Linked DNA regions of Mus musculus: region 2 is linked to region 1. A link is a contact called in ENCODE Hi-C or POLR2A ChIA-PET data. All regions are on one chromosome and are shown on one strand. The core of a region is the stretch at or near the end of the contact, and the rest is flanking DNA. Distances in the headings are between cores, read along the strand shown. Region 1 holds the start of Vkorc1l1 (vitamin K epoxide reductase complex, subunit 1-like 1). Region 2 holds the start of Nupr1l (nuclear protein transcriptional regulator 1 like).

Region 1 (4,583 bases), core at 1,000-3,499:
TTCTAAGTATTTGAAATATGCTCCTGCATGCTTTTTTTTATTCTGCATTCATTCATTCAATTTGGGGTGTTAAAAACTTAAGTTTAAAAATTCTTTCCAAAGCCGGGCGGTGGTGGCGCACACCTTTAATCCCAGCACTTAGGAGGCAGAGGCAGGCGGATTTCTGAGTTCAAGGCCAGCCTGGTCTACAGAGTGAGTTCCAGGACAGCCAGGGCTATACAGAGAAACCCTGTCTCAAAAAGAAAAAAAAAAAAAAATCCTTTCCAAAGGTGCAAAGAACATTTAAAAATGTGAATGTGTGCATAAAATATACTTGGTGGGCTCAGTGAGAGGACTCAGCTGGTAAAGATGCTTGCCAGCAAGCCTGATGACCTGAGTTCAATCCCTAGGACCCATCTGGTGGGAAACTGACTCCCACATGTTGTCCAATGACCTCCATAAGTGTGTGTGCTACCCCACTCCCAACATAAATATGTGCAATAGAAGCACGATACACTTAGTGGTTCTCAAGGTGTCTAGTCTAAAAGAAAGTCTAGGAGGCCTCAACCTGGATGCAAATAAAACTCCTGAGGGCTCTTCATCACAGATACATTCTGCACTATAAACTCAATGCATTTAAAAAAAAAAAACAAAACTGCTTAATGAGGCCATAATGACAACCATTTTTCTACTAAAAAGTTACAGGAATTCCACTTATAAGCACGAGCTAGCCTAGCCTAGCTGGTCTATGAAAAGGGCTAAGTGGGAAAGATCAACAGCCTTAAGTTTGCAGATAAGAAACTCCAACCCTAGCTTCTTCAAATACTCCTCCACCAATATGGAGGGCAAAATAAACTAGTGAGCTATATACATTTGTGTCTCCCTAGCATTTATCAAAAGGAGGGAATGTAGTGAAATGTTAAGCACTGTTAACAAACATCAAAATATTAGGGGTAGGACTCTCTATTAAAATGTCAAACTATCTATTCTGCAATAATTCTTTTCACTTTTGCTGGTTTTGATGACTGCTATCAGTTTTTTAAAAAGCCTTTTTTAAAAGTGTAAAATACTTTTTTCTAAGAAAAAAAGCTAGCACACTACATAAAATGTTAACAGGAAAAAAAATCGATGGTATTTTCAAGAAACAAAAAATTGTTTAAATAAACCTGCTTAGCAAAGTTTCGTAAATCTAATCTCTTGCGGATTATTCCGCTAATACTAATCAGCAACATGTAAAAGTCATTCTAAGTCACCCACGGTGGTGCATGCTTGTATTTCCCTACTCAAAAGACTGAGGCAGGGGAATAGCTGTAGAGGTTATAGTCCGATGAGTTTCAGGCCAGTGTGGGTCACAACTCAGATCCTTTCATAAAATAACAGTCATCGTAGTACCTAAAATATCACTATACACAAGGTACTCATCGTTTACTCTAAACTTAAAGTAGACCCGAACTCTGGCCATTTTCCCCCTGCTGGGCACACTTCGTGAAATACACAAGGGAGAAAAATCCAAGAAATCAGATAGGGTTAAGTGCTGGTACCTTCCTCTTCCAGAGTAGGGTCAAATGCGTGTCTACCCGCAAATGTCACTGTCGCCTCCAGAAGGCTGCCAATTCTCCTTAACTCTGAGTACAAAGAGGCCTGAGCACCGAAAACACCTGTCCCGAACAACCCAGAGGATAGTGATAAAAGCCACCGGACATATAGCCCCGGGGTAGCAGAGGTCCCAAGACCCCGGGGATGAATGCTGGCTTCGCCGATCTCTGCATCGGGGGTCTTCACACGCCTCTCTCGGCGACAACAGGGAGAAAAGTCACACCGGCCAGGACGCGCCCGCGCCCTCCCGGCTGCACTGTGCCACCTCATCCCGGAGGCCTGCCCTCAGCCGCCGCCCCCCGGTCACCGCCGTCCGGGTCGCGGCCCGGGCCCCGCTCTCTCAGGCCGGAGCTCCCCGCGCGCTCCCCGCCCCCCGCCGCCGCCCGCGTCGCGCTCCCCTCACTCAAGCCGGGCTACCTGGAGGCCAGGGCGGCGGAGCACTTCACCCAGGGCCCCAGGTCGCAGAGGGCCCGGTGCTCCGGGTCCCTCTCCTTCTCCCGCTCCACGTGGTAGGCGTAGATGGAGAGCAGGATCCCGGCGGCGCACACTGCATACCGGGCCACCCGTTCCCAACGCGGCACCGACACTCTCAGCAGGACGGGCGCCGCCATCTTCCCCCCTCCGCCGCCGCCGCCGCCTCCCTCCGCCTCCACCTCAGACGCCGCCGCCCGTCGGGGCCCGACCCAGCCGCCGCCGCTGCCGCCACCGCCTCCGCCGCCGCCGCCGCCGCCGCCACCACCGCCGCGCCCCATTGGCTCGGTCGCCTCCTCCGGGCCCCGCCCCCACAGGCGCGCGGCCCAACCGCCCCGAGAGGAGTGAGGCGGACTGGGCGGGGAAGGCGCGCGCGGACACAGAGGGAGGGGCGGAGCGCGCAACCGCCAGGGAGGCGGTGCGGCGCATGCGGAGGGCGGGGTCTGAAAGAGGGAAGGGCTTGAGGAGGGGCGGAGCTTGACCAGAATTGGGGCGGAGCGAGAAAGCCGCTCATAAGTGTGGAGGGAGGAGGCGGAGCGCGCAACAGCGGGGAGGTGGTGCGGCGCATGCGGAGGGCGTGGCTGACGGTGGGCGTGGTTTGATTTTAAAGGGGCGGGTGGGAAAACCGCGCGCGGGCGGGGAAGAGGCGGAGGTTGTAAGCAGCCAGGGTTGCGTGGCGCAAGTGAAGGGTGGTGCTGAGAAATGGGGTTCGTTACACTGGAGGGCGCGGTCAGAAGGGAGGCGGAACAAGGTGGGGCGGGAGCGAAGGGAAGGGGCGGAGCGCAAAAACTCTGGTGTGCTGGATGGGGCAGGGGCGTGACCAGGAAGGATGAGGGGTGTGGCCTAGGAAAGGGGTGAGGCGAGAGGTGGTTTGGCTTAATCTTAGGGTCTGTTACAAGGGATCGATTTCAAAGATACTACTACAATGCTTGACTGGGCAAGCCCTTGGCTCCTGGTAGCAATCAGTTGCCTTTCTGCACACACACACATTTCCGTCGTTATCACTTGATATTTCTTATCCAATCCAAATTGTCCCTGACCAATGGCTCCAGAGCTCCAGAGACACGTTTGTGTGACATGATCTTCCCCAGGCACCACCTCCAGGCGTCTTGTGTTCAACATGTGAGAAACTTTTTTCTTAAATGCGCAAAACTATTTTTACATTTAAAAAAACCTATTTTTAAATGGGTTCATGAATACTTCTCTATAATTTGGATTTGATGTGGCTTTAACATAATCCATACTAAAAGGATAAAAATGAACTTTAAAAAAAAAGCTCAAAAACTTGGAAAAAGGGAAATCAGAAGAAAACGAAACGTGAGGAGGTCATAGAGGCTTGCAAAATTGTTAAAATTGAGCCATAACTGATTCTGAGCTTCCTTGCTGTCAAAACTGGACAGGAAAACCCATGTAAGGATATCTGTGTCTACAAAGAAACAAGCTGTTGATGGAGATTGCTAGCTTTTGCTTCAATGCAGCTCTTAGGCTTTGGGGGCATCACCTAGTGATTTTGATTAATAAGTAATGTTCTTCAATTAATTATACAATGTTGGATAACAAATCACCCCAATTTTTTGCAGCTTTAAGCAAGCTAATAAACTGGGTGTCTGTTTGTTTTGTTTGGGGTTTTTTTTTTTTCATTTTCTCTGCGTCAGGAATCTTCCGGCTCAGTCTCTCCACCTTTCCCTCTCTCTTTCTCTTCCTCTCTACCTTGGATCAAATTAAGATGTGAGGCATGGCTGTAGTCATCTCAAACCCTGAGAGTCCTCTTTCAGGTTCTCTCCTATGGCAGTGAGAAGGCTGCAGGTCCTCCCTGGGCAGTAACAACAGCTCCAATTTACACCTCCAGAAAACACAGCTGGCTTCCATCCCACCCACCCAAAGTAAGGGGTTGAAGAAAACAAGTTTTAGCTCAACAGTAGAATACTTGACTAATACATGTAAAGCTCTAGGTTAAACCTCCAAAAAAGGAGAGAGAGGGAAGAGATGGGGTCAGAGTCTCTAAAAAGGACATTATTGATTTGTGTGTGTGTTCACATATGTGTGGGTACAAAAAAAAAATCGCTGACTATAATCGTCCCTGACTTACCTCCTTGAGACAGAGTATCTCACTGAATCTGGAATCTGTGGTTTGCTTAGCTAGGCTGGCTGGCCAAGTACGGAGGATCCATCTGTCTCTGCCTCCAGTGCAAGAGTTACAAGTAAGGACAGCCACAGACAACCACATTAAATAGGAGGAGCCAAAGATTTGAACTTAGGTCCTCACACTGAGGCAGCAAGCATTTTTACCGAGCCATCTCTCCAGCTTGAGTCTTTTGTTATTCCGTGATCAGAAACGATAGCCTATGACTTTCATACATTCTGTTACTTAGAAGGTCGTCGCACCAGGTGGTGTCATCTGCGCCTCAAGACAAGCACCCATAAATGCCTATGACTGAAGCTCTGAGGGATCCAATGACCTCTTCCGACCTCCATGGCCCAGACACATATGTGCATCTCTCTCTGTCTCTGTCTCTGTCTCTGTCTCTGTCTCTCTC
Region 2 (4,891 bases), core at 373-2,872, 34 kb after region 1:
GGATCCCCCTTGAACTTGAGCTATGGACGGTAACGAGGCATCTAATACAGGTGCGGGGATCCTAAAAGGCAAGAGCTGCAAGGGCTCTTAATGGCTGAGCCATCTCTCCAGCCTCTGACCTTGAACTTCTGACCCACTCTTTCACTTTGCTAGTTCAAAGAGGCATAGAGGTGGGCACTATCATGCCCAGTTTCTGTCTGCTGGCTTGCTGGGTTTTGGTTCTGTCAACTCGACATAAACTAGAGTCATCTGGAAAGATACCTCTATTGTAAGACTGGTCAGAGACAAGTCAGTGCGGGGATTTTTCTCAACGCTCAGCTCACTGTGGGCGGTATCACCCGGGGCTGATAGTCCTGGGAGGTACAAGAAAGGTAACTGAACATGAACCTCTGGGAACTGTGCTTCCGGTTCCTGCCTCTGGGTTCCTGCCCTGACTTCAGGAAGGGCTGTAAGCTTTAAGGTGAAACAACCCCTTTCCTGCCCAAGTTGCAAGCAAAAGTTCACGGTGTTTATTACAGCAATTGGAAGCAAACAAGGAGGAGGGGCAGTTTTGTTTTGGGACAGTGCCTCAAAGAGTGTTCCTGGTTGGCCTCCAATTCCAGCGGTCTCCTGAGCACAGAGGCTGGAGATGGATTACAGGTGTGAGCCACCCTGCCAAGATGGATTTCCTCGGACATTTCCCTATATTTCCAATGTAGACTTTTCTCACACAATTGCAAACTTCCAAACGGTGGAGACTTTCACCAGCAGCCGGGAAACCCCTGGGTCGGGGATCGGGAGCCAGCACAGTTATGATTAACGCTGGGAAGTCTCAGAAGCAGATGACAGGTGAATATGGTGGCCAGACCTGTCATCTCAGGACTAGAGAAGCTGAGGCTTGCTACACACCATGGAATCCTGGGCTACGGGCATCATCAATAAAACAAAACCACACAGCAGGGAATCATGGCCCATGCTTGAAACTTTAGCATTTTAAGGTAAACGCTGGAGGGGTGATGAGTTCGAGGTCAGTTTAGGAGACAGTGTCAGAAATGAGAAGAAAAGGAAAGGAAAAGAGAAGAGAGTAAAAAAAGAATTGGACATTGTGGCTCATGTCTTAGCATCCCAGCCCATCCATGGAAGCTGGATGCAGGACAATCTGGAGTCCAAGGTAATCCTCTGCTACACACTGAGTTCGAGGCCGACCTGAGATATACATTCTACTCCCTACCCAACACCAATGGGCTCCGCCTGCCCATACCCGCTCAAGCGTGGCGTGTGCTCAGGCCAGGCGTGTGCGCGGCCGCGGTTGCAGCTGGCGCTGGCGCCGCTTGCGCTGCCCGTTGAGCAGTATCTGCGCCACCTTGCGCTCGTGGCCGCCGGGCACCGGGTAGTTGGTGCGTAGCTGCTGCTCGCGCCGCGTCCGGCCCTTGCTGCGTCCAGCCCCAGAGGCCGGGAAGTCACGCAGGTAGTAGTAATCCAGGCAGTCGTACACCTCCTCTTCGAAGCCGACGGTGGGCAGCGCCTCCGGCGGCGGCGGGCGGGCTCGAGTCCTTGGGCCGGAGACAGAAGGACGAGTTGGAGGGTCCATCGCCGATGCGCTCCGCCCGCCGCCGCCGCTGGTCACTCCGCCGGAATGCCCCACCCAGTGCTCCTATTGGCTCCGCTGTAGGGAGCGCTCTGTGACCTCACAGGGGGCGTGGCTTCCATGCTTCTTTGTTCCAGATGCGGAATTGTGTTTCTTCGCGGGGTCCGAATTGTAAATAAGTATAATAAACCTGGTTTCGCTGGTTAAAACCTGAAGGGACGGAATTGGGGAATGTGACTCAGTAGAGTGCTAGCATGCACAAAGGCCTGGGTTCCATCCCCATCACTGTATAAGTCAGGTGTGGTTGTGCACACACCTATAATCCTAACACTGCGATAAAAGACGAGGAGCTCTGGCCAAATGAATTTGCTAGCCTAGTTTGGGTTCATTTGTGCAAAAAGAAAACTGGCTTGCTGAATTGCTTTAACTTTGTTCTTGTGACAAGAAAATTCTCTTCACGACATTACTATTTCATTGTTATAACCAAATGTTTGGCAATAATCTGTTTAGGGAAGGTTATTTTTTTGGCTCATCGTTTGAGAATACAATCAGCTAAGACACGGTGGGCAGGATCTTGAGGCTACTTATTCAATCTGCATTCGTCCATTAGGAAGCAAAGAAAGGGGAATTCTAGCATCTTGCTTGTGTTTTTTTTTTTTTTTTTTTTTTGGTACCCCCCCCCCTCCATTTTTATTCAAGTTCCCAGCCTACTGATGATGCAGCTACATTCAAGGTGGGTTGTCTCTCTCCAATCTATAATCTCTGGAAATTCCCTCAACAAATCTACACAAAGGCATGCTTCATAAGTTAAGAAGACAGACTTACTAAACATCACAAGTAGCATGTTAGAGCCAAGGGGCTGGAGAGGGTTTAGTGGTTATGATCTTGCAGAGGATCTGGGTTCTACTCCCAACACTCACATGGTAGCTCAAAACTGTCTACATCTCCAGTCCCAGGGGACCTGAAGCCCTTTTCTGGCTTCCTGGGGCATACATACAAGCAGGCAAAACACTCATTCACACAAATAAATGCATGTAAATGTAAAAGTAATGTGTGTGCACATGGATGTTGTGAGACCCTGGCTTAAAGCATTTCTCCCTGAAAGGTAAACCCCTAAAACATTTCCCCAAGCTTGTTTTCCCTGATCTTTAAAAATACAGCTAGAAAGAAGCTCTTTGTTCTCTATAGCCAGCAAAAGGCTTTTTTGTTTCTATACTGTACAACCAGAGATGCCGGCCTTCCTGTGCCGAGGACACAGAGATAAAAATTCAGAAAGAACTCACTCCCCACTCCTGTCTTGTCACCAAGGACACCCGGAAGAGAAGAACTCCTCCCAACTCCTCCCAATTCCTCAGCTAGCTGTTAAAAGCCCCCTACTGTCACCTCTGGGGTCGAACTCCCCTGCCCTGCGAGGCTCCAGGGGTTCGTCCTCAGCTAGCTGATAATAAAACCTCTTGCAGCTTGCATCAGGTGTGGTTTTCTCTCGGGATGGTGGGGTGTTGGCCAGTTCATCCCAGGACTTGAATGGAGGCCCAGCATCCGGGGCCTTACAATGTCAGAGGATAGTTTTTGGAAATCTATTCTCTCCTCCCACCCAGTGGGTCCTGTGGGTTGAACTCAAAACCTCAAGCTTGGTAACACCCACCTTTATCTGATGAACTATCTGAATGGCCCCCACATGATTGTTTTAAAGAAAGACAATCATTAATAGATCTCATCCTTAAAGCAACACGGATATCGGACTTAACAAAGTATCTTGAGGATTAATCCCAGGGTCTCAAACGTACTAAGCACTACCACTTTGCTAATCCTCAGGCCAACAAAGTTTATCAATTTATCAGTGTACAACAGTAATTTTAGCATTTAGGAAGAAGCAAAGGCAGGCAGGACTCTGTGAATTCAAGGCCAGCTTTGTTTACATAGTAAGCGCCAGGCCAGCAAGGACTACATAAATGAGCCTACCTCTCAAAACAAATAAACATAATGATGTTAGTTAGACTCAGTGGGGTCGTGGTGGTGGTGGTAGTAGTGCTAGTATAAGCCTGTAGTGCTAGCTCTCAAGTGGTTGACACAGAAGGGTTACCTCAAGTTCCAGGCTAGTCTGGACTGCAAGGTGAAATCTTGTTTCCAAAAAAAAAAAAAGGACAATCCTTCACACATATACTCAAACCCCAAGAATGCTGACTGACAAAACTAAAGTAAAACATGGACAGAGAGTTAAAGATGGAGCATACTTATAATCCCAGCACTCGGGAGGGAAAGGCAAGTGGATGTCTGTGAGTTCAAGGTCAGCCTGGTCTGGTCTAGAGAGTTCTAGGACATCCAGGGCTACACAGTGGAAGTCCTGTCTGGAAACAAAACAAAACAAAAACTAACAAACAACAAAAAGCTAAAGGAAGTCCAATGTATGAGCATCTGTGAGGTCCATGCCAGCCAGGACGACATGGGGAGGCTGTCTCAAAAACCGCAGTGACATGACACATGCCTGATGGCAAGGGAACAAGTTTAAGGTCATTCTTAGCTACATATCTTGAGACAAACAAGTCTTCCGAGATGGCTAAGTGAGGAAGTGCATTTATTGTTCAAGCATTGCTCAAGCATGCACACGCACGCGTGCGCACACACACAAATAATAAAAATAAAAACAGCTTTAGGGCTAGCAAGATGACTTAATAGATCTAGAAGCACTTCTATACAGATCTGATGACTGAGTTTCAACCCCAGATGGCATTAAGGTGGCAGGACACACACCCATACCCACATCAAACTTACTCGTTTACTCTAAGTGGTACTTTGATTTGAATGCAGCCCCCAAGAGCTTTCCTCAGAGCTATACACACAGATGCACAAGTACACACACTCACATACAACTCACTCATTTACTGTTTATGGTAGTTAAAGTCTCTCAGTAGAAGTTTGACTTTTTGTTGTTTTCTTGAAACACAGTTTCTCTATGTAGCCCCGTGGAACTGGCTGTGTAGAGCAGGCTGGCCTCAAACTCAGAGATCCCGCCTGCCTCTGCCTCCCAAGTGTTGGGATTAAAGGTGTGTGCCACAATGCCCAGCCCTTTTTAAAAATTCTTTCATTTGCTTTGAGGCAGGGTCTCACTCTGTAGCCTTGGCTGGTCTGTAAGACATGTGTCATTGCATCTGGCACTGGAGGTGGGCTTTCATTCCTATCCTGTCTTGGTTTACCGACTCGGCTTCCTACTTACAGTAGAGGCTGTGAGCTCTCAGTATACTGCTCCAGCCATCCTGCCTACTGCTTGCTGCTTGCAAGCCATGAAGAACTTAACCCTCTGAAACTGTAACCCCAAATAAAGTC

Evidence for each region. Hi-C counts contacts between places; a loop is a spot of excess contacts on that map. ChIA-PET counts read pairs that join two places held with the same protein, here RNA polymerase II (POLR2A).
Region 2: a map of heart shows a loop between it and region 1 (3-fold over the local background). The contact joins the promoter of Nupr1l here to the promoter of Vkorc1l1 in region 1. A Hi-C loop is called at or near these places in 6 of 37 maps with a recorded cell type or tissue (gastrocnemius, heart and left cerebral cortex). POLR2A ChIA-PET finds 5 or more read pairs at or near these places in 4 of 5 experiments (Patski and embryonic stem cell).

Annotation. Positions count from the first base shown.
Region 1 is chr5:129,939,775-129,944,357 of GRCm38, reverse strand. It overlaps Vkorc1l1 (vitamin K epoxide reductase complex, subunit 1-like 1), which reads right to left and starts at 2,249. Exons shown (of 3, transcript NM_027121.4): 1 at 1,993-2,249. The coding sequence starts at 2,186.
Region 2 is chr5:129,905,271-129,910,161 of GRCm38, reverse strand. Nupr1l (nuclear protein transcriptional regulator 1 like) reads right to left here and starts at 1,622. Exons shown (of 3, transcript NM_026916.3): 1 at 1,241-1,622. The coding sequence starts at 1,570. The coding sequence ends at 1,262. It also overlaps a transcript of Zbed5 not described here.